2 separate regions of the Homo sapiens genome follow, and region 1 is linked to region 2. The links are chromatin loops, found by intact Hi-C in ENCODE. Cell type or tissue: PC-3. All regions are shown on one strand. Each heading gives the region's core, and the rest is flanking DNA. Links, peaks and the distances in the headings are about the cores only.

Region 1 (11,444 bases), core at 3,677-8,676, 54 kb before region 2:
AAAAGATGAAAAATACAGAGAAGCCACCCACATTGGTTTTCATCAAGGAAAAGTTTGGTGTCTAGTCTTACCACCAAGTGCTTGTCAAATAAACTTGGTTTGAAGTCAAGACTGAATACAGTAAACAAAAAACTCAGATAAAAGCTATAGTAAAAAACAATATTTCTCTTTATTTTCATTCCTTTTCTTATTTGGGACAACCTTTTGAATAGTGTGGGATGATTGAATGTAAAGTTGATGAGGTGAAACTGTAGCCAAGTGAATAAGGTCTCAGTGCTTTTTAAGGATGCCCTAGCTCTAAACAAATTTTACTATTGTATCCTACCTGTAAAATATTTGTCTTTGTAAACTTGCATCACTCTAAATTATAAAACTGGGCATCCAAAGTCATTCATATGGACACAACTATTAAGTTTAGTTTTATTTGTTAGAATGTTCAAGATACTACTGATAAGGAAGCTTTTAAATATTTCCTTGAAAACCTTTCTTTCCTCTTTCACCTTGCCTCTACTGCCCTTTCTCTAGATCGATCATGAATTTTTCTATTATATTTCAAAGAATCTTTAGGGTTTACTTGCCACATCTTCTATTGGAGTCCATTTTTCACATCACATTTTTTTGTATTAACCCATTATAAATGATACTACTTCTTGTATTATTTGATTTCTATGTTCATTTTTATGTTTTATTCTATAACCTATTGAGGTTTATACATATAAAATAATAATCACCTGCTAGTGTTACCAATGCTGATTATGATTTTTGAATTTTTAGAATGTTTGTGTTTGATTCTCCTGATTTCCTTTGGTCAATATTTTTTTTTTTTTGAGACAGAGTCTTGCTCTGTTGCCCAGGCTGGAGTGCAGTGGTGCGATCTTGGCTCACTGCAAGCTCCGCCTCCTGGGTTCACACCATTCTCCTGCCTCAGCCTCCTGAGTAGCTGGGACTACAGGCGCCCGCCACCACGCCTGGCTAATGTTTTTGTATTTTTAGTAGAGATGGGGTTTTACCGTGTTAGCCAGGATGGTCTCGATCTCCTGACCTTGTGATCCTCCTGCCTCAGCCTCCCAAAGTGCTGGGATTACAGGCATGAGCCACCGCACCCGGCCAATACTTTCTTTTGAAATTTATGTTAGCCTTGAAAAATAATGGTAAGCCGGGTATAAATATGCTGATCTAAAAGTGTTATTAGTTGACATAGTTAAAGTTGATAAAACAGTCAAAATTTACCATGCTGTCTTCTTTCTAGCATATCTATATTTTGACAATGAAAATGGTTCTTTACTAATTATATATTTGCTTATTCCTGCCAATAATAAGACATTCTTTGTAAAAGCACTTTAAAACTTCATAGAAATATGACCGGGTGCAGTGGCTCATCCCTGTAACCCTAGCACTTTGGGAGGCCAAGACAGGTGGATCACTTGCGGTCAGGAGTTTGAAACTAGCCTGGCCAACATGGTGAAACCCTGTCTCTACTAAAAATACAAAAAAATTAGCTGGCCATGGTGGTGGTGGGTGCCTGTAATCTCAGCTGCTTGGGAGGCTGAGGCAGGAGAATTGCTTGAACCTGGGAGGCGGAGGTTGCAATGAGCTGAGATCGCGCCACTGCGCTACAGCCTGGGCAACAGAGCAAGACTCCATCTCAAAAAAAAAAAAGAAGTGTGTGTGTATGTTTGTGTGTGTGTGTATAATAGAAATATGCAAACATAACGTTCTATGTTAAGTGTATAAATATACTACTTGACAGAAATAATACTGTTTCTGTTGAGCAGATGCAGAATCAAGTTCAGAGAAGTTGAATTGCTTGTTCAAAGTCATGTAATAGTAGGAGCTGAGCCTCAACTTTATAAATGGTTTGACACTACTTTACTTGATCTTTCTATAACATCATTTCATCTCTTCCTTTAAAAATTCAGAATCGTTATGATTGTTTCCTTTGTCACCTTTATTTTCTTAGTCATCAAGAAGACTCTTGTTGTTTTCAGCTCAGCACTTCAGGAGAGCCTATAGTTTTTATCTTTCACTTTAGAAAAATAGATTTTTGTTCTAGGACCCTGTCCCAAGATTTTAGGAATTTGATAGCATCAACATGAGTTTAGATATAGCAGTTTACCCACAGTGTATCTAGGATAAAATAAATTTAAGATAAATATATTTGCAAGAACACTGGATAGAACTTAGATATATTAATTAACAATTTGCCACACTCAGAGGAACTGCCTTTTTTCTTTCTTTTTCTTTTTTTAGAGACAGGGTCTAGCTCTCTTGCTCAGGCTAGTGTGCAGTCTTGCAGTCATAGCTCACTGCAGCCTCAAATTACTGGGCTCAAGCAATCCTCCAACCTCTGCCTCCCAAGTAGCTGGAACAACAGGCACCTGCCTTTATGCCTGGCTAATTTTTTAATTTTTTGTAGAGACAGGGTCTGACTTTGTGGCCCAGGCTGGTCTGGAACTCTTGGCCTCAAGCAATCCTCCCTTCTTGGTTCCCCCAAAATGTTGGGATTACAGGCATGAGCCACTGTGCCTGGCTACAGAATTTCCTAAGTTATTATTTGTTCGTTTGTTCATTCATTCATTCATTTATTCAAGACAGGGCCTCATTCTGTTGTTCAGGCTGAGTGCAGTGGCATGATCATGGCTTACTGCAGCCTCGACTTCCTGGGCTCAAGTGATTCTCCCACCTCAACCTCCCGAGTAGCTGGGGCCACAGGTGTGCGCCACCACACCTGGCTAATTTTTTTATTTTTATAGAGGCAGAGTCTCGCTATGTTGCCCAGGCTGGTCTCAAACTTCTGGGCTCAAGCAATTCTCCTACCTCTGCTTCCCAAACTGTTGGGATTACAGACACAAGCGACCATGCCCAGTTGGAATTTCCTTTTTTCGATACAGTTTTGATGAAGAAATTTTCTGAGGGCTATACTTGCTAAAGCTTGAAACAGAAGAACAAAATTGGTCACTAAGAAAGTAGGAGAGGTTTTCATTCATATCCACTGTGTATCTGTGTCTCAGACAAAGATATGCTGGCTATCAGAATGCTGACATTGCTTACTTTCCTATTTTTCAAAGACTGAACACCATACACATAGCTTGAGGAAGGATATTATTCTTGTATACATTTTGACATAAAGATGTTTAGTCCTTGGCTGGATATTTCAGTTCTCTGAAAATGTGTAGCTATCCTGTGAGAAGCAAACATCTTGGAAACAGTATAGTATAGTTGAAGGAAACGGTCCTACCGTTTCCTTGCTTAGACAAATCATTTCATCTCTTCTTTTCTCAGTATTTTTTTTTCTGGAAATCTACTCTTTTTCTAGAAATATGTATACAACATTTAAATTTGCATGTGTCTGTCAACATCAGTGTGTAAACATATTATGTTCACTATGAAAACATTTAGGAAATTCAGATAGGCAAAAAGGAAAAGAGATCGCTGACTACAGCAGAAAACTATAACATTCTGATAAAGTTAGATAAAAGCCTTTTGGGCTTTTATAGTACATGTATATGCACACATACACATAGACTCACACACATACATGTACCTACAAATAACATCTTAAAATGAGTTCATATTGTTAAAAAGTGAGTTTATATAGCTAAGGAAGCACATCTGAGGACAAGAACACCTCTATTGCAAAACTAACAGATGATATAGAACTAGTATGGAATACAATAGAGGTGACTAAAAATTTAATGGTTTGGAGTGAAAGCGTGGAATAATCACGGTAAACACAGGAGTAAGACACAAAGATGAAAGCAATTTGGTTAACAATGATCTGATATGAAGTTGAAAGGATTACTGGTGTCTTTGAGGAAGTGGACCCAACAAATCAAACTAAAAAAGTATTTGGAGAAGTGATATAGCAAAACTTCACTGAAATGAGGAACTGAACCTGCAGATCAAAAGATACATTGAATCCTGAAAATTGGTAGAGAAGGTTCAACATCATGTCATATCCTGATTGTTGCCAAACAAGAGAAAGGTTTCTTCAGTCATGTAAGCAAAAGCAAAAGTTATCTATAAGGAAGAAAAGCAAAAGTTATCTACAAGGAAGAAGTTTAGACTGGCCTCAGACTTCACAACAATGTGCAATACTACAGGAGCTATGTCAACACAGTTCTGATAAAAGAAATTACGGCCCAAGAACAGTGTACCCAGCCAAGTTGTTGTTGAGGTATAAAGGCCACAGGCGTATCCTCTCAAATGTGAAAGAACCCAGAGAATATAGTATCTGTGAGACCTTTCTGAAAAAGAACTAATTGTTGAAATTTAGCCAACCAAGAGAGGAATCAAACCAAAAAAGTGTTGTGATATTAAATACCTTCATATATATATGTAAGATTTAGATACTGTAGAAAGTGTGGCAGTACAACAGACTGTAAACACTCTACATCATGGCAAAGTAAAACAAATATATACAATAAAAATTGGAAGGTAGGTAGAAGGGAAATGGGAATGAGAGATTATTAATCTTATTCATAGCAACAATTCAATCAGAACTGTCTCAAATGTAAAGTAGTTTAAAAGTAATGTTAATCTATTCTTTGTGGTTTTGATCATTTTTCTTAAAGTTAGAGGGACTTTTTCACAATTAATGTTTCTTGAGTGAAGAAACATTTGTCTAAGATTTAAAATTTCTTCAGTTTCATTTCGGCTTCTGTTAATTGCAGGTAAAATTAGAATTGATATTTTTTATTTTTAACTGTGAATATAATCTCATCCCAGAAAGAATACATTTATTTCTGTCCATCCATTATCTATGTGTATATGTGTATCCATGTGTATAGAATTGATATTTTTTATTTTTAACTGTGACTATAATCTCATCCCAGAAAGAATACATTTATTTCTGTGCATTCATTATCTATGTGTATATTCCAGTTGTCTGGAATAATGTCACTAATTGCTAATCTAATACCTAATATTTCTCAATGGTGAGATTTTGGATGATTTAATGCATCTTTTCTGTGTATTTTTTGTAGTATTTGAATTTATATAATGAGAATATTTTAAAGAAAGTGATACAATGAATTTATTGCTCTGAAAAATGAATAAATACTTACGCAGTTTTATAGCCTCATTTCTTTTTTAACTTATCTTGACCCCTTTTCTCTTACCATCATTTTAAATAGTTGCACAGTATTTTATGGATGTGTTAATATATTTCTTCTTTCATTCCTGATCTCAGTTTCTTCATCTGTAATGACAGAGCTGAACTAGATTAGCCGGTTGCAATCTTTCTCTTTAAACTATGAAATCCTTCCAAGAAATAAACAGTTTATAACTCTTGGCTTAGGCATTTCCCATAGAATGTAGTTTCAAAGCTGTACAGATTAGATAATTTCTGAGGCTTATTTCATTTTACCACCAAAAATTAGGGTTTTTCTTTTTTTTAGGATTTTTTTGAGTGACTTTTTCATGTGTTTAAAAAAAATCGGTAACAGACATAATCTTATGAATCAGAATTTTAAAGTGAAAGGGACTTTGAAAACCATCTAGTATATTTGCCTAACTTTTATACATAGGGAAACCAAATTTAAGTTTTTAAACTAACGTCATACAGCCAACTGAAATGAATGAGACTTGAGTGCACATCTCCTGACTTTCTATGCTGTTCTTTTCCCTACAGTACACATAAATATATATACATATATATTTATACAATGATGGGCAAACAAGATGACAATTTTATTGTACTCATGTCACATTTAAACCATCATGTAAATGTCAGGAAATATGCTTAATTTATAGTGTATTTATTTTCTTGTTCATGAAAAGAGATCAGTACTGCAGCCATTATTGAACTCCTAGAGTTAGAAAGGAAAGTGAGTGGGATTCTGGCGAGAAAGAAAGCATTTACTTGTCAAAGATTTGGAATTTACTGTGGTTACCAAAATTAAAATAAAACTAAAACTTGACTTGGCAGAAGATTAAAAACAAAGCAGCTCCAAAGTGTGTGCACATCATGGAGAAGATGCCATTATTCCTTCAGGCAGCCAAAGGGGAAGGGAATATTGTTTCTTTGCGTTGCTGGAGCTGATTTATTTAGTTATGATTTCAACATGCCTACAGGGCACACCCCAGAAAACATTACACAACAACATTAACCAGAACAAATGGTGCTTTCTTTTTCTGTATCTCCTCCTAAGGTTTTTTAACAGCAGTGAGGTTTTTTCTTTTTCTTTTTTTTTCCCCCATATTGTTAAAATGGCTCTGATTATGTTTGACTATTGGGTGTGGCAGGTTTTAGAATGTTAAGTGGTAGTACAGGTTCCTGAACAAGAAAGAGAATTAGAGTTGATGTGACTTGATTATTGGAATGTGTAGAATGTAAAGTTGTGAGACATACGACGGTCTACCGCAGGTTGCTCTTAGTAATGGACCTTCTTGTTAAAAGCCCTGTTATTATTGGGAATTTATTTTGGAAACTACTAAAGAAGAAATTTGACAGAAAAGTAAAACAAACCACCTTGTCTCATATTTCCTTTCTACACAGGCACTTTGAAGAGATATCTTAAATATTGTCAAGTCTCAATTATCCTGGCACACGTTAGCATTATCACCATTCTCACAAACTTGAATTAAATGCACATGGTATTGCAGCAGGTGCAGCACAGAGAAAATTGGCAAACAAGATCCTTATCCTTTTGGAGCTCAGTAAGGGTTGCTATCCTAGTAAGTAGTTCAACCAATCCCAAACTAATTTTTCCGGATACTCTCCAAACACCCTCCCTCCCTTCCTATATCCTCTGTCTTCATTAGTGGCCTCTCCATCCTCTCAGCTGGAAACCTCACATTCATCTTGAGTCTTTATGTTCCCTTGGTCTTCACAACCAATCTGTCAACAAGTCCTGTTTCTTCTATCACTAAAATTGCTTTTTGACTTTGTTTGTACTCTTCCCTCCATTCTCCTAGCCATTGCCCTGTTTAGGCCCTTTTCATCTTCCATTTCAGTTCTTGGAGAGCTGCTTATCTACTTTTAACCTTTCCATTTTCTAATCCATCCTCCATACTCTTGTCAAATCTCTTTCTTTAAAGACAGTTCTAATCATATCACTCTCTGGTTTAAAAACCTTTGATGGGTCCCCATTAACACATAAGGGATAAAGTCTAAACTCCTTAGCTTGTCATGCCAGGGTTTCAGAGTCTGGCTCTGATCTACTTATTCTCATCTCATTACCTGCCATAATTTCCCCCTTACCGTATTTCCCATTGCCAGACGCACACACACATGTACATTTACTCCATTCCCACAAGCTTCCTCATAATTCCCTGAGCTTGCTATGTAATTGTGCTTTTGATCATGCCTTTCCTTGCCCCATATACACAGAACACTCTTCCCTGACAAACTCTTGCTTGTATAGAGGAACTGAGGAAGCCAAGATTTTACAAAGAGTACTCTTGACAAAAGAAATAAACCACGTGCATAGACCAAGCAGTAGGGCCACCGTTAGAGCAGAGTTCAGACTAGTGGCTGCCGACTAGTTTCTCTTGGGCAAACCAGGAAGAAGGACTCAATCCCAGAAGGTACTGGCATTATAGCAGTGATTAAATTGGTTTGCAATAGTATTAAATGAATGCCTCCTTCCTATTTATACAGCCAAGAGTTAGCATTTACTTTTATAGCTAAAGGATAGAGGGAAATAGCTACAGTAGGTTTCTGGCATAGTAGTTAATTTCAAGAATTAAAAGAAAACTCATTACCCTTATCTACCTACTACTCCTACCTTATCTCATGTTCCAAAGGTGTAAAGAATGATTAGGAACTCACAGGACCACGAGCCTTCACACTCACATTGGTGCTTTTTAAAAATCACCAGGATAGAGCCAGAGATGATGGGTTTAAGGGGTAAATTGAAAGAGGGAAATAGCAGCTCTTTACCTCAAGTTACTGAGGAAGCAGAGGCCTTTTTCATGCTCTGCCTAGTCATGCTTCTCCCTAACCATTGCATCTTTCTGCTCAACCTTTGTCCTTTTTATCCACATATGATTCTTTTAAAAAATTAGTTCTTACTATATAAGTATTGTATTAACATAGTATCTTCAAAACATGTGGAATGTTTGTAAAGGCTTCTCTGACATTCTCTCACCACCATCATCCCCAATCCCAGCTGCCTACCCACCAATGCCAGAAAATGACAACTATTTTCAGTTTGGTTTTCTGTTGCTTCAGACCTTTCTCTATGCATTGACTTAGAGATACATGTTGTGGATAGACAAATAGGCTTATGAAATATAGTATTGCTGTGTGTGTTTGTATGTGTACGTGTGTGCTTGCTTTCCTCACAGAATCAGTATCATACTTACTCTGCCTCTCAGTTTGCAAACTTGCTTTTTTGACTCTGCCCGTAGATCTTGGATATCTTTCCTATTAGTATGTAGAGATAATTTATCACAGTTTTTTCAACTTCTTACATACAGTATTATATTTAGGTCTAGCTTAACCCTTTCCTCTTCTCATAGCAATCTGATATGGACAATTAGAAGAGAAAAAAATTTTAGTAACTGTGTTAGTTTGTTTTCATGCAGCTGATAAAGACATACCCGAGACTGGGAAGAAAAAGAGGTTTAATTGGACTTACAGTTCCACTTGGCTGGGGAGGCCTCAGAATCATGGTGGGAGGCGAAAGGCACTTCTTCCATGGCGCCAGCAAGAGGAAAAATGAGGAGGTTGCAAAAGTGGAAACCCCTGATAAAACCATCAGATCTTGTGAGACTTATTCACTACCACGAAAACAGTGTGGGGAATACTGCCCCCATGATTCAAACTATCTTCCACCAGGTCCCTCCCACAACACAGGGGAATTATGGGAGTACAGTTCAAGATGAGATTTGGGTGGGGACAGAGAGCCAAACCTCATTCAGCCTCTGGCCCCCTCAAATCTCATGTCCTCACATTTCAAAACCAATCATGCCTTCCTTATAGTCCCACAAAGTCTTAACTCATTTCAGCATTAACTCAAAAGTCCACAGTCCAAAGTGTCATCTGAGACAAGGCAAGTCCCTTTCGTCTGTGAGACTGCAAAATCAAAAGCAAGCTAGTTGTTTCCTAGACACAATAAGGGTACAGGCATTGGGTAAATACAGCCATTTCAGATGGGAGAAATTGGCTAAAACAAAGGGGCTACAGGGCCCATGCAAGTACAAAATCCAGTGGGGCAAATTCTAAAGCTCCAAAAAGATCTCCTTTGACTCAGTGTCTCACATCCAAGTCATGCTGATGTAAGAGGTAGGTTCCCACAGTCTTGGGCAGCTCTGCACCTGTGGCTTTGCAGGGTATAGCTCCCCTCCTGGCTGCTTTCACAGGCTGGTGTTGAGTGTCTGTGGCTTTTCAAGGTGGAAGGTGCAAGCTGTCGGTGGATCTACCATTCTAGGGTCTGGAGGATGGTGGCCCTCTTCTCATAGCTCCACTAGGCAGTGTCCCAGAAGGGACTCTGTGTGGGGGCTCCAAACCCATATTTCCCTTCCACACTGCCCTAGCAGAGATTCTCCGTGAGGGCCCTGCTCCTGCAGCAAACTTTTGCCTGGGCATCCAGGTGTTTCCATACTTCTTCTGAAATCTAGGTGGAGGTTCCCAAACCTCAATTCTTGACTTCTGTGCACCTGCAGGCTCAACACCACATCGAAGCTACCAAGGTTTGGAGCTTGTACTCTCTGAAACTATGCGCTGAGCTGTACCTTGACCCCTTTTAGCAATGGCTGGAGTGGCTGGGATGCAGGGCACCAAGTCCCTAGGCTGCACTTAGCATGGGGCCCTGGGCCCAGCCCATGAAACCATTTTTTCCTCCTAGGCTTCTGGGTCTGTGATGAGAGGGGCTGCCATGAAGACCTATGACATGCTCTGGAGAGATTTTCCCCATTGTCTTGGGGATTAGCATTCAGCTCCTTCTTGTGCAAATTTCTGCAGCCAGCTTGAACTTCTCCTCAAAAAATGGGTTTTTCTTTTCTACTGCATCATCAGGCTGCAAGTTTTCTAAGTTTTATGCTCTGTTTCCTTTTAAAAATGGAATGCTTTTAACAGCACCCAAGTCACCTTTTGAATGCTTTGCTGCTTAGAAATTTCTTCTACCAGATACCCTCAATCATCTCTCTCAAGTTCAAAGTTCCACAAATCTCAAGGGCAGGGACAAAATGCTGCCATTCTCTTTGCTAAAACATAACAAGAGTTACCTTTGCTTCAGTTCCAACAGGTCCCTCATCTCCATTTGAGACCACCTCAGCCTGGACTTTATTGTCCATATCACTATCAGCATTTTTGTCAAAGCCATTCAACAAGTCTCTAGGAGGTTCCAAACCATCCCACATTTTCTTTTCTTCTTCTGAGCCCTTCAAACTGTTCCAACCTCTGCCTGATACTGACTTCCAAAGTTGCTTCCACATTTTCAGGTATCTTTAAAGCAACGCCCTACTCCAATGGTACCAATTTACTGTATTAGTCTGTTTTCATGCAGCTGATAAAGACATACCTGAGACTGGGAAGAAAAAGAGGTTTAATTGGACTTACAGTTCCACTTGACTGGGGAGGCCTGAGAATCATGGTGGGAGGTGAAAGGCACTTCTTACAAGGTGGTGGCAAGAGAAAAAAATGAGAGGATGCAAAAGTGGAAGCCCCTGATAAAACCATCAGATCTCATGAGACTTATTCACTATCACGAGAACAGTATGGGGGAAACTGCCCCCATGATTCAAACCATCTCCCACTGGGTCTCTCCCACAACGTGTAGGAATTATGGGAGTACAATTCAAGATGAGATTTGGGTGGGGACACAGAACCAAACCATATCAGTAAGCAAGTACTGGTTCTGATTAAATGCAAAAAATGTTGCAATTGTTGGTTTCAGGAGGAGTGTTATCCTTAAAAATTAGACTGTCTTAGAAACACTTGTTGGACCCAGTTCAAAGGACTTCACTAGCATTAACACTCTCTCTCCTTTCTTTCTCCTTAACCCACTTCTACCCAATTACTGACATTGATGGGAGTTAAATGTAACCAGGACTCTTTGTTTATATATACATCTGGTTTTCCCTGTTCCGTATGCCTAAATCCTCCCTCCATTGCTTCTGTTTAGCATTTAATGTAAATTTCCAAATTAATTCAAGAAGAAAATTTGAAATATATAAGATGAGGGCATTAGGTGATCTCTGAGGGCTTTTACAGCTCTAGGATTCTATTAGGTTATTAATAATTTATTTCCAGAGGATACATTCTGATAAACTAAGAAGTTTTCTGTGCTTGATTTAGCTTTTACTTAATTAGGAATATAAATAACTAAATATTTAAATAGATAAAACTTATGCTATTTGTCACTTTTTCTTGAAGCATATTTATAATGATCATTTAATGTTCAAAGTAAACCTCCAAAAGGACTTGGTAACTGCCAAATATTACCACCAAACTGTAGACTAATCAATTAGACCACTAGTATTTGAATTTTTTTCTT
Region 2 (11,444 bases), core at 2,052-7,051:
ACTCATCACTGTATAGCAAGTACAAGTTACCAGATAGAAGCATATTCTTGTTGGATTATCAAAACTCAGGTGGAGTGTTTAACATCTTTTTTGAATATTTAAATAGTGTTTTTCTTTCTAATTGGCAAATTTTGGGTATTCTTTAAAAACAATATTTGATTAGGAGATCATGGAGAAATTTGTATGGTCAAAACTTGCCAAATTTGAGACTCACTTATTTGTTTAAATTTAAGGATCAGTAAAAATAAATAAATAAATAAATAAATAAATGTAGGAATCTAAGATAGAGACCTGTACTATTCTGAATGTGAATGAACTGATTACATTGATTGGAATACGTAATTTAGGAGCATTCATTATTACTTTTTGACTTGGAAACAATATAAGAATGAATGCAAAAAAAAAAAAAAAAGGAGCATGTGGATTCATTGCTATCTTGTTTACTGCTCAGTCACTTATTTGAGAGTGCCAAACCCTACCCACTAGGGCCACCCGGGATGCTTTGTTTATTTGAGAGGGGGTGTGGAGGCATGGTGAAGGGCAGGAGCTCCAGAGTTAGGCTGACTGGGTTTTAAACCCAGCCCTCCTGCCATCTGTGCAATCTTGGTCCAGTTACTTAAAACACTCTGTGATTCAGTCTGCTTTTCTGTAAAATGGCTGAGTTTTCTCATTGGTAGAAATGGCATCTACTTCATGGTGTTGTAAACATTAAATGATTAAATATATGTAAAGTGCTTAGGATAGTGCTTAGCACATTATAAGCTCATAAATGTGCGCTCCTATTCATTAAATCATTCTTTCATTCACTTATTAAAAGCATGACATTTATTTAACACCTACTATGATGGGGATACAAAGGTGACTACTCAGGAGATATGAATATTATAATAGGGGGAGGCAGAGGTATATTATAGTCATTACAACATACGATGGTGTATTAGTCTGTTCTCATGTTGCTAATAAAGACATACCTAAGACTGGGTAATTTATAAAGGAAAGAGGTTTAATGGATTCACAGTTCCACATGGCTGGGAGGCTTCATAATCATGGTGGAAGGCGAAGGAGGAGCAAAGTCATGTCTTACATGGCCGCAGAGAAGAGGGCGCGTACAGAAGAACTGCCCTTTATAAAACCATCAGATTTCGGGAGACTTATTCACTATCATGAGAACAGCATGGGAAAAAACCTGTCCCCGTGATTCAATTACCTCCCACTGGGTCCCTCCCATGACACGTGGGGATTATGGGAGCTGCAATTCAAGATGAGATTTGGGTGGGGACACAGCCAAACCATATCAGGTGGAGAGTGATATAGGTTATAAAACAAATATGTCAAAGTGCCATGAAAAGAAGAGGACAAAATTTTTGATAGCCTTAAACAATCGTTTCACTTTTCTCTGACACCATTTATTCATTTATAAATGCCTTACCTTTTATGGAACTTTTACAGTTCTTCAGCAGGAAATAATCTCTCCTTTATTGGCATCCCTATATCATTTTGCCTTATGGCAATTATTATTTTCTATCTTTCTTTTGGCAGCTGTTGATAGTAATCATTTTGTATCTTGTTAAATCATTATTTGTTCCTATCTTGTCCATTTTACTTGAAGACAGTTCACAGTCACTCAACACAGTACTTATCAAAAATGCTTCAAAAATATTTACTGAGTGAGTCAGGTAACAAAACGATTAAAATGCTTAGCCATCAGCGTATGCCTCTATTTTTTAAGGGCTTTTTATAAGCAAATACGGGTAGAAAAACATTGGCAGTTTGAGAGTAAAATAAACATATATAACTCACCAACTGACTGATCAGGATAATTATCTGGGAGTCTCTGGGGGTAAAAAGCCCCCAGTTTGTTCCATTTTACAACTCCCACCATGGCCTCAGTCAGGCCACCAACATGATACAACTAGATGTGGAGTTTGGAAGGGTGTGCACTGGAACACCATCATATAGTAATCCTGCCAACTGGATACAATAGTGTAAGCAACCCCAAGAGCACAGATAATAGTAAAATGTCCAACATATTTAACAAATGAGGTGTTTTGAGTATTTATTATCTTTGTTTTAATATAATTTTTATTTATTGGTACATTTATAACATTTAGCTTTAAATGATGGCTGTGTTTAACAACTGGCTTAGAAAATTCCTGAAAATTTAGTAGTCAGCTCTTGTGAAAGAGTACAAGCCAACTCACATACACTTTTACCCAGGCTCTGCTGACTGTGTAACTTTTGCTAGTAATTTCACTCCTAGAATCTGTGCTAAGGAAATTATCTGTGAATTGGAAAAAGCACAAAGATGTTTATCATAGCATTAGTAGTAACAGCAAAAAGTTGGAAGCAACCTAATTGTTTAAAGTGAGCTGTGGTTAAGTAAATTCACTGGAATGTTTTCTGGAATTAAGTGACTTCTTTGAAGACTTTATAACAACAAGGGAAAATGCCATAAAGTTAAATGAAAAAGAAAAAAGAAAGAATGCTAAATATCTAATTTATATAGAATGATCAAAATTTAAAAATATAGACATATGCTAATGGAAGAAGGAAATGTCAGTGTTTGGAGCTAATAAGGACATGGCTTTTTTTCTTTAACCCTTTCTTCATTTTCCAAATTTCTAATAATGAGTATATTTTATAATTATAATGAAAAGATATATCATTTTTGTCACAAAACCAAATTCTAATTTATAGCTCTAGTTTTTTGTTGAATTACAAGGCATTATCAAAATAAATCTTTTTTATTTTATTTTTTTTGAGATGGAATCTCATTCTGTTACCCAGGCTGGAATGCAGTGGAGTGATCTCAGCTCACTGCATCCTCCACCTCCTAGGTTCAAGTTATTCTTCTGCCTCAGCCTCCTGACTAGCTGGAACTACAGGCACGTGCCACCATACCCGGCTAAATTTTTGTATTTTAGTAGAGACAAGGTTTCACCGTGTTGCCTAGGGTGGTCTTGAACTCCGGAGCTCAGGCAGCCTGCCCACCTTGGCCTCCCAAAGTGCTAGGATTACAGGCGTGAGCCACCACACCCAGCCTATCTTTTTTATCTTAGAAATTTAATATTTTCCTCTAACAACCAATAGAGCATATACCAATTGAATTTGTTTTTTAGAGATCAATGCTGAGTTCATTTTGCCCCTAGATTTTATTTACAGTCTATCATAGATTTTCATGGAGGATTTTAAAGTTTGAATTTTTCAAAAGTATCCTACATTACAAAATAAATTTTAGGCCAGGCATGGTGGCTCATGCCTGTAATCTCAGCACTTTGGGAGGCCAAGGCAGGCAGATCACGAGGTCAAGAGATTGAGACCATCCTGGCCAACTTGGTGAAACCCCATCTCTACTAAAAATATAAAAATTAGCTGAGTGTGGTGGCACGCACCTGTAGTCCCAGCTACTCGGGACGCTGAGGCAGGAGAATGACTTGAACCCGGGAGGCGGAGATTGCAGTGAGCTGAGATCGTGTCACTGTACTCCAGCCTAGTGACAGAGCAAGACTCCGTCTCGAATAAATAAATAAATAAATAAATAAATAAATTTTAACTGCAGAATTACCTATTTAAAAAGCTGCTTAGTAGTTAAGTAGCTGATTGTCCCTTTAAAACAATTGATAGTTATATTGTTCTAAAATTGAGTCTGGGTCTGTGTGTCCCACATTCGTGTCTAAGCTATGCATTGTTAAAATTTTATTTGACCATTTATAGCTTGTCTCACTTTGTGAAGGAATTTTTCAGACCTTTTCAAAATACATTTAAATATAAGCAGATAATCTAATTTTACACACTTCCTGTCCCCTTTTTAATCAGTAATTGGTTAACTTCAATAGACAATTTAGACAAGCTAAGCTTCTGTGTAATTTTTCTCCCTAAAGATTAAGATTTGATGAAATAAATAATCTGTAGCGTACCTTGTAGAAGGAAAATGCTTTCCTAATTACTTTTTAAAGGTACTAATTTAAATGTCACAGCAAGTTCTGTTAAGGTTTTACTTCTATTTTAAGGTTGTAATATCTGTTACCACTCTATTTACTTGGTGTGGGCGAGTTTCAACAAGGATTAGATTTTTTAAATTAATTCTCTATATTTTTATGGGGGAGAAATTGAAGCATTCCATTATATTGTAGGAATTCCCGGAACTTCTTAGTATTCCTTTTCTACCTTGTTAAACCATTAATTTGTTTCTATCTTATTCATTTTACTTGAAGACTTAAACATTTCTGTATCACTGACAGCCACTCAAACAGTACTCATAAAAAATGTGTCATAAACATGTACTGAGTCAAGTAGCAAAACCTTTTAAATTATTCAGCTTTTTATGTGTCTGGATTTTGAGTCATAGACTTGTGTGTGCCATGGGGTATAATGAATGGGTAATGGACTTTGGAGTAAATAAGCCTAAGTTCAAAGTCTGATTCTTCCATTTACCAGCTGTGAAAACTTGGGTAATTATTCTTTGGGCCTCAGACGCATCTCTGAAATGAATATAATAATCCCTAGCTTGTGGAGTTGCTGAGAGGATTAGAGATAAAATATGTAATGTTCCTTGCATATAGTAAGCATTCAATACATGGTTAGTTATTAGGCATTCAGTAATAATTGAGTGGATGACTGCTTCAGGGAAAATTTGGTGGCTGATTTACTGAAACACCCAGTAAACATATATGAAAAAAAAAAACACACCAAAACTGACTTTTAGTTAGAACAGTTTAGAGAAACTGAGAGTCAGTTTATAAAGGAGCCTTGCAAGGAAACTGAAAAGGTGAAATAGACGGGAACAAAACCTACAGAGTACCGCTGCAGTGGAGAAAAGAAGTTTCAGAATGCTAGAATGGTGGCAGTGGCAAATTCTATAGTGAATTCAAACAAGAAGGTCAATAATTGGTCATCTCTGGATTTGGTCACCTTTGTTATTTCCCAATTTCTGTATATTCTTTTTATGATCATGGTTGACAAAAGTATAGCGCTGAACATAAGACATGCTAGGAAGGAAAATGATTTAGGAGGTACAGTTGATTCTTGAAAATCATGGGTTTAACTGCATGGGTCCAATTATATGTAGATTTTTTTCAAGCAAATTTCCATTGCAAATACAGTATTTATGAGATGCAAAACCTGCATGTATGGAGGGCTGACATTTCATATATGTGAGTTCCAGAGGGTGGACTTTGGAACTTGAGTGTGTGTGGATTTTGGTATATGTGGTGCAGGAGTGGCCCTGGATCCAATTCCCAGTATATGCCAAGGGATGACTGTGATTTTATCAGTTAAGATTAGGATGACTGCGTATAACAAAAAAAGAGACATCTATCTTATTTCTTGTTCGTTCTTACCGTATTGCCACATTGTCCAATATGGCTGCTAGAGATTCAGCCATTGCATCAGTATTACAGCTGGCAGGAGGAGAAAAGACCAAAAAGAATGTGCCCCTTCCCTGTAAGGACATTTCTGGGAAGTTACACATTGCACTTTCTCTTTGGCTAAAATTTAGTTCTATGGCCACAGCTAACTGCAAGAATGACAACCAGAAATATTGTCTTTTGGCTGAGCATAGTGTACCCAGCTAAGCTTTGGGGTTCTTATTTTTAGGAAGCAGAGGAAAATTACCAGATCATAACAAGGTGATGAGCATGGCCTCTAATCCTGCTTTTCTTTTCTTTCTTTTTCTTTAACGGGGTCTCACTATCTCACCTAGACTGGAGTACAATGGTGCAATCTCAGCTCACTGCAACCTCTGTCTCCTGGGCTCAAGCAATCCTCCCAGCTCAGCCTCTCGAGTAGCTGGGACCACAGGCACGTGCCACCATGCCTGGCTAATTTTTTATATTTTTCGTAGAGCCCAGGGTTTCGCTATTTGCCCAGGCTGGTCTTGAACTCCTGAGCTCAAGCAATCTGCCCATCTCAGCCTCCCAGAATGCTAGGATTACAGGTGTGAGCCATTGCACCAGCCTCTTTGCTTTTTTAATGTTTTAACTCTCAGCGTCTTTTAAAAACATCACTTAAAGTTACTTTAAAATTACACTAGAAATACACTTCCTTTTAGAAAAAATTAGGAAATATAGAAGACTAAAAAATAGGAAAAAACTACCTAAAATTGTCCACTATTAACATTTTTGGTGTATATCTGTTCAGACTTTTTCTGTTAATATGTAAATATTCATATTACTTATATATATAGAGTTTCAGTTTGGGATGATGAAAAGGTTCTGAGATGGATGTTGTTGGTTGCGCAAGACTGTGAATATAGGTAATGCTACTCAACTGTACACTTGAAAATGGTTTAAATGGTAAATTTTATGTATACTTTACTGCAATTTAAAAAACATTGATTGTTTACAAAAAGGAGATCAAACTCAACATATTATTTTCTAATCTGCTTTTTAGAGGTAAGAGAATACCTTTCCATGTAAAAATATATATGTTTGCAGCATGATTTTTGTGGCTGAATATTTATTTTATCCTTTAGGTGTACCACCTTTTATTGACAAGAGTGTTGAAGCAAATAAACAGGAGTGTTAGTTCTTTCCTTGTTAAGTGGATTCACAGAGAGCTTTGTGATGCATGAGAGAGGACCTGGGGAAATAACCAGATGATGGAAACTGAATACCCCCCTGGGACCTTACACTGTGTCTGCCTTGTTCAAGTGACTCTCTAAATAAACAGTTTTACTGCTCTGAGGACAATATAGTACCCTTTTGTTTTTTTCACATATAATTATTATTTTTAGTTCATCTAAAAGAATGTCCCAACTAAGTTAATGTTCTATTAGAGGACTCAGGGCAAAAGAGAGGGATAAAGGGAGAACATTGCCTCCTGAGAAATGATGCCTTCACACGAGGATCAGATGCCAGTGATGGCAGCAATGTCTGCAATTTCGATATTGCTAAGCCACTCTCAGGAAGGTTTTTCCTGATTGGAGGTCTGGCTCTCCCGTGAGATGGTGTTTCTCTTACAGCCAGAATGTTTGTCATTTTCCCATATCTTCACTGTCACAGGGTCATTGTCCTTCTAAGTCTTCCCTGCCACTTTTAGAACGTCATTTTTTCACCTACTATAAAATACTCTGCCTCTTTGTTATATGGGTAAACAAATTGCTACCTAGCTAAACTAAGTGTTATTTCTTTTCTGTGCTGTTATTGACATTTGTCCCCCAACTCCCTTCCACTTTACTCTTCATCTTATTTACAGGCATACCTTGGAGATATTGTGGGTTCAGTTCCAGACTGCTGCAATAAAGCAGTTATAGCAATAAAGTGGGCAACACAAAATTTTTTGTTTCCTAATGCATATAAAACTTATGTTTGCACTGTACGGTAGTCTACTAAGTGTATCATAGCATTATGTCTAAAAAATGTACAAGCCTTATTTTAAAAATATGGTTAAAAAATGTTAACAATCATCTGTGCCTTCAATGAGTTGTAATCTTTTTGCTGGTGGAGGGTCTTGCCTTGATGTTGATGGCTTCTGACTAAACAGGCTGGTGGTTGGTGAAAGTTGGGTAGCTATGGCAATTTCTTAAAATAAGACAACAATGAAGTTTGTTGATTGACTCTTGAATCAGTTTATTTGCTTGGTAATAAGAGTAGTACCCAATAGGTAGTTTTTCAACCTATACTCCTCTCCATTCCTCCCACCCCTAGTAGTCCACAGTGTCTATTGTTCCCATGTTTATGTTCATGTGTAGTCAATGTTTAGCTCCCATTTATAAGTGAGAACATGTATTGTTTGGTTTTCTGTTCCTGCATTAATTTGCTTGGGATTATGGCCTCCAGCTTTCTCCATGTTGCTGCAAAGGACATGATTTTATTCTTTTACATGGCTGTGTAGTATTTCATGGTATATATGTACCACATTTTCTTTATCCGATCCATTATTGATGGGCACCCAGATTGATACTATGTCTTTGCTATTGTGAATATCCTGGTGATGAACATATGAGTGCCTGTGTCTTTTTGGTAGAATGATTTATTTTCTTTCAGGTATATCCCCAGTATTGGGATGGATGGGTCAAATGGTAGCTCTGTTTTAAGTTCTTTGAGAAATAGCCATCTGTTGTTTTTTGACTTTTAGTAATAGCCATTCTGACTGGTGTGAGATGGTATCTCATTGCGGTTTTGATTTACATTTTTCTGACTTTTAGTGTTGATGGGCATTTTTTCATGTTTGTTGGCTGCTTGTCTCTCTTTTTTTTTTCTTCCAACTCTTATTTCAGGTTCAAGGGGTACATGTGCACGTTCATTACATGGGTAAATTGCATGTTGTGGGGTTTGGTGTCTAGATAATTTTGTCACCTAGGTAATCAGCATAATACCTAATAGGCACATTTTCAGTCCTCACCCTTCTCCCACCCTCCACCCTCAAGTGGGCTCTATTGTCTATTTTCTTCGTTATGTCCTGGTGTACTCAATATTTCACTTGTACTTATATGTGAGAACTTGTGGTATTTGGGTTTTTGTTTCTGCATTAATTTGCTTAGGATAATGGTCTCTAGCTCCATCCATGTTGCTACAAAGGACATGATCTCATTCTTTTTTATGGCTGTTTAGTATTCTGTGGTATATATGCACCCCATTTTCTTTATCCAGTGCATTGTTGATGGGCAGCTATAATAGGTTGATTCCATGTCTTTGCTATTGTGCATAGTGCTGCAGTGAACATACATGTGCATTTGTCTTTATGGTAGAATGATTTATATTCTTTTGGGTATATACCCAGTAATGGGATTACTGGGCCAATTGACAGCTCTGTTGCAGGTTCTTTGAGAAACCTTCAAACTACTTTCTACAATGGCTGAACTAATTTGCAGTCCCACCAGTGGCGTATAAACATTCCCTTTTCTCCACAATCCACAATCTCATGAACATCTATTATTTTTTGGTATGTCTTCTTTTTTTTTGAGACAGTCTCCCTCTGTCATCCAGGCTGGAGTGAAGTCCTGGCTGACTGCAACCTCCGCCTCCCAGGTTCAAGCGGTTCTCCTGCCTCGCCTCCTGAGTAGCTGTGATTACAGGCGTGCGCCATGAGGCCTGGCTAATTTTTGTATTTTTAGTAGAGATGGGGTTTCACCATGTTGTCCAGGCTGGTCCTGAACTCCTGACCTCAAGTGATCTGCCTGCCTCTGTCTCTCAAAGTGCCAGGATTACTGGTGTGAGGCACCGCACCTGACCTGCTTTTTGGTATGTCTTCTTTTGAGAAGTGTTTGTTCATGTCCTTTGCCCATTTTTTAATGGGGCTGTTTTTTGCTTGTTGAATTGTTTAAATTCCTTATAGATTCTGGATATTAGACCTCTGCTGGATGCAGAGTTTGTGAATACTCTCTCCCATTCCGTGGGTTTTCTGTTTACTCTGTTGATAGTTTCTTTTGCTGTGTGGAAGTTCTTTACTTTAATTAGGTCCCACTTGTCAATTTTTGTTGTTGTTGTTGCATTTGCTTTTGGGGGCTTAGCTAAAACTTCTTTGCCCAGGTTGATATCAAGAAAGTTATTTTCTGGGTTTTCTTCTAAGACGTTTATAGTTTGAGGTCTTACACTTAAATATTTAATCTACCCTGAGTTAATTTTTGTATATGGGGAAAATTAGGAGTTCAATTTCATTTTTCTTTATATGGCTAGCCAGCTATCCCAGCACCATTTATTGAATAGGGAGTTCTTTTCCTATTGCTTGTTGTCAGTCTTGTCAAAGATCAGATGATTGAATGTGTGGCTTTATTTCTGAGTTTTCTATTCTGCTGTATTGATCTATGTGTTTTTATACCAGTACCATGCTGTTTTGGTTACTGTAGCCATATAGTACAGTTTGAAGTCAATTAGTGTAATGCTTCCAGCTTTGTTCTTTTTGCTTGGTATTGCTTTGGCTATTTGGGCTCTAAAATTCTATATGAATTTTAGAATAGTTTTTTCCTAATTCTTTGAAAATGACATTGGTAGTTTGATAGGAATAGCATTGAATCTGCAGATTGCTTTGGGCAGTGTGACCATTTTAATTATATTGATTCTTCCAATTCATGATCATGGAATAATGTTTCTTCATTTATTTGTGTCATCTCTGATTTTTTCAGCAGTGTTTTGTAGTTGTCCTTATAGAGATCTTTCCCCTCCTTGGTTTGATGTATTCTTAGGTATTTTATTTACTTTGTGGCTATTGTAAATGGGATTGTGTTCTTGATTTGATTCTCAGCCTGGATGTTATGGTTGTATAGAAATGCTACTGATTTTTATACATTGATTTTTTTTAAAATCCTGAAACTTTTCTAAAACTGTTTATTAGCCCTAGGAGGCTTTTGGCAGAGTCTTCAGGGTTTTGTAGGTATGAAATCATATTGTCAGTGAAGAGAGATAGTTTGACTTCTTCTTTTCCTATTTGGATGCCTTTTTATTTATTTTTTATTTTTTTGCCTGATTGCTGTGGCTAGGATTTCCAGTAGTATGTTGAATAGTAGTGGCGAGATTAGGCACCTTTTTCTTGTTCCAGTTCTCAAGGGGAATTGTTTCAGCTCATACTCATTCAGTATGACATTGGCTGTGGGTTTGTCATAGCTTTTATTATTTTGAAGTATATTCCTTTGGTGCCTACTCTGTTGAGGGTTTTTTTAATCACAAAGGGAAGTTGGATTTTATTGAAAGCTTTTTCTGCATCTATTATGATCATATTTTTTGCTTTTAATTCTGTTTATGTTGTGAATCACATTGATTGATTTGCATATGTTGAGCTAGCCTTGCATCTCAGGAATGAAGCCTACTTGATCATGGTGTATTAAATTTTTGATATGCTGCTGGATTCAGTTTGCTAGTATTTTGTTGAGGATTTTTACACCTATGTTTATCAGGGATATTGGCCTGAAGTTTGCTACGTTTATTATGTCTCTGCTAGATTCTGGTATCAGGTAATGCTGGCTTCATAGAATGAGTTATGGAGGAGTCCCTCTTCCTCAATTTTCTGAAATAGTTTTAGTAGGATTGGTACCAGTTCTTCTTTGTATGTCTGGTAGAATTTGGCTGTGAATCCATCTGGTCTAGGCTTTTTTTTTTTTTTTTTTTTTTTGGTTGGTTGGTAGGGTTTTTAAAATTATTATTATTACTGATTTAATTTCAGAACTCAGTATTGGTCTACTCAGGGTTTCAGTCTCTTCCTGATTCAATCTTGGGAGACTGTGTGTTTCCAGGAATTTATCCACTTTCTCTAGATCTTCTAATTAGTATGCATAGAGTTGTTCAAAGTAGTCTCTGAGGATCTTTCGTTTTTCTGTGGGATCAGTTGTAATGCCATCTTTGTTATTTGTTTACTAATTTGATCTCTCTCTTTTTTGTTAATTTAGCTAGCAGTCTATCAGTCTTGTTGATTCTTTCAAAGAACCAGCTGTTGGTTTTATTGATCTTTCGTATGGATTTTTATGTCTCAATTTCATTCAGTTTTTCTCTAATTTTAGTTATTTCTTTTTT

Evidence for each region. A loop is a pair of places that touch in the nucleus more often than their neighbours do. Peaks named below come from ENCODE experiments on the same cell type or tissue, not always from the same donor. Only the 100,000 strongest peaks of a DNase experiment are listed, where the experiment ranks them.
Region 1: it touches region 2 in a loop (1.9-fold over the local background); 2 of 110 quality-filtered maps call a loop at or near these places.

Annotation. Positions count from the first base shown.
Region 1 is chr14:67,958,438-67,969,881 of GRCh38, forward strand. The region is part of intron 7 of RAD51B (RAD51 paralog B); the gene reads left to right. Among named protein-coding and RNA genes, the nearest start is that of RAD51B, 140 kb to the left of the region's middle. In PC-3, for the core only: no CTCF peak of the experiment used is centred there; a DNase peak (open chromatin) is centred at 6,284; H3K4me3 peaks cover 1,092 bases; H3K27ac peaks cover 2,442 bases.
Region 2 is chr14:68,014,454-68,025,897 of GRCh38, forward strand. All of the region lies in intron 7 of RAD51B (RAD51 paralog B), which reads left to right. Among named protein-coding and RNA genes, the nearest start is that of RAD51B, 200 kb to the left of the region's middle. In PC-3, for the core only: no CTCF peak of the experiment used is centred there; a DNase peak (open chromatin) is centred at 4,298.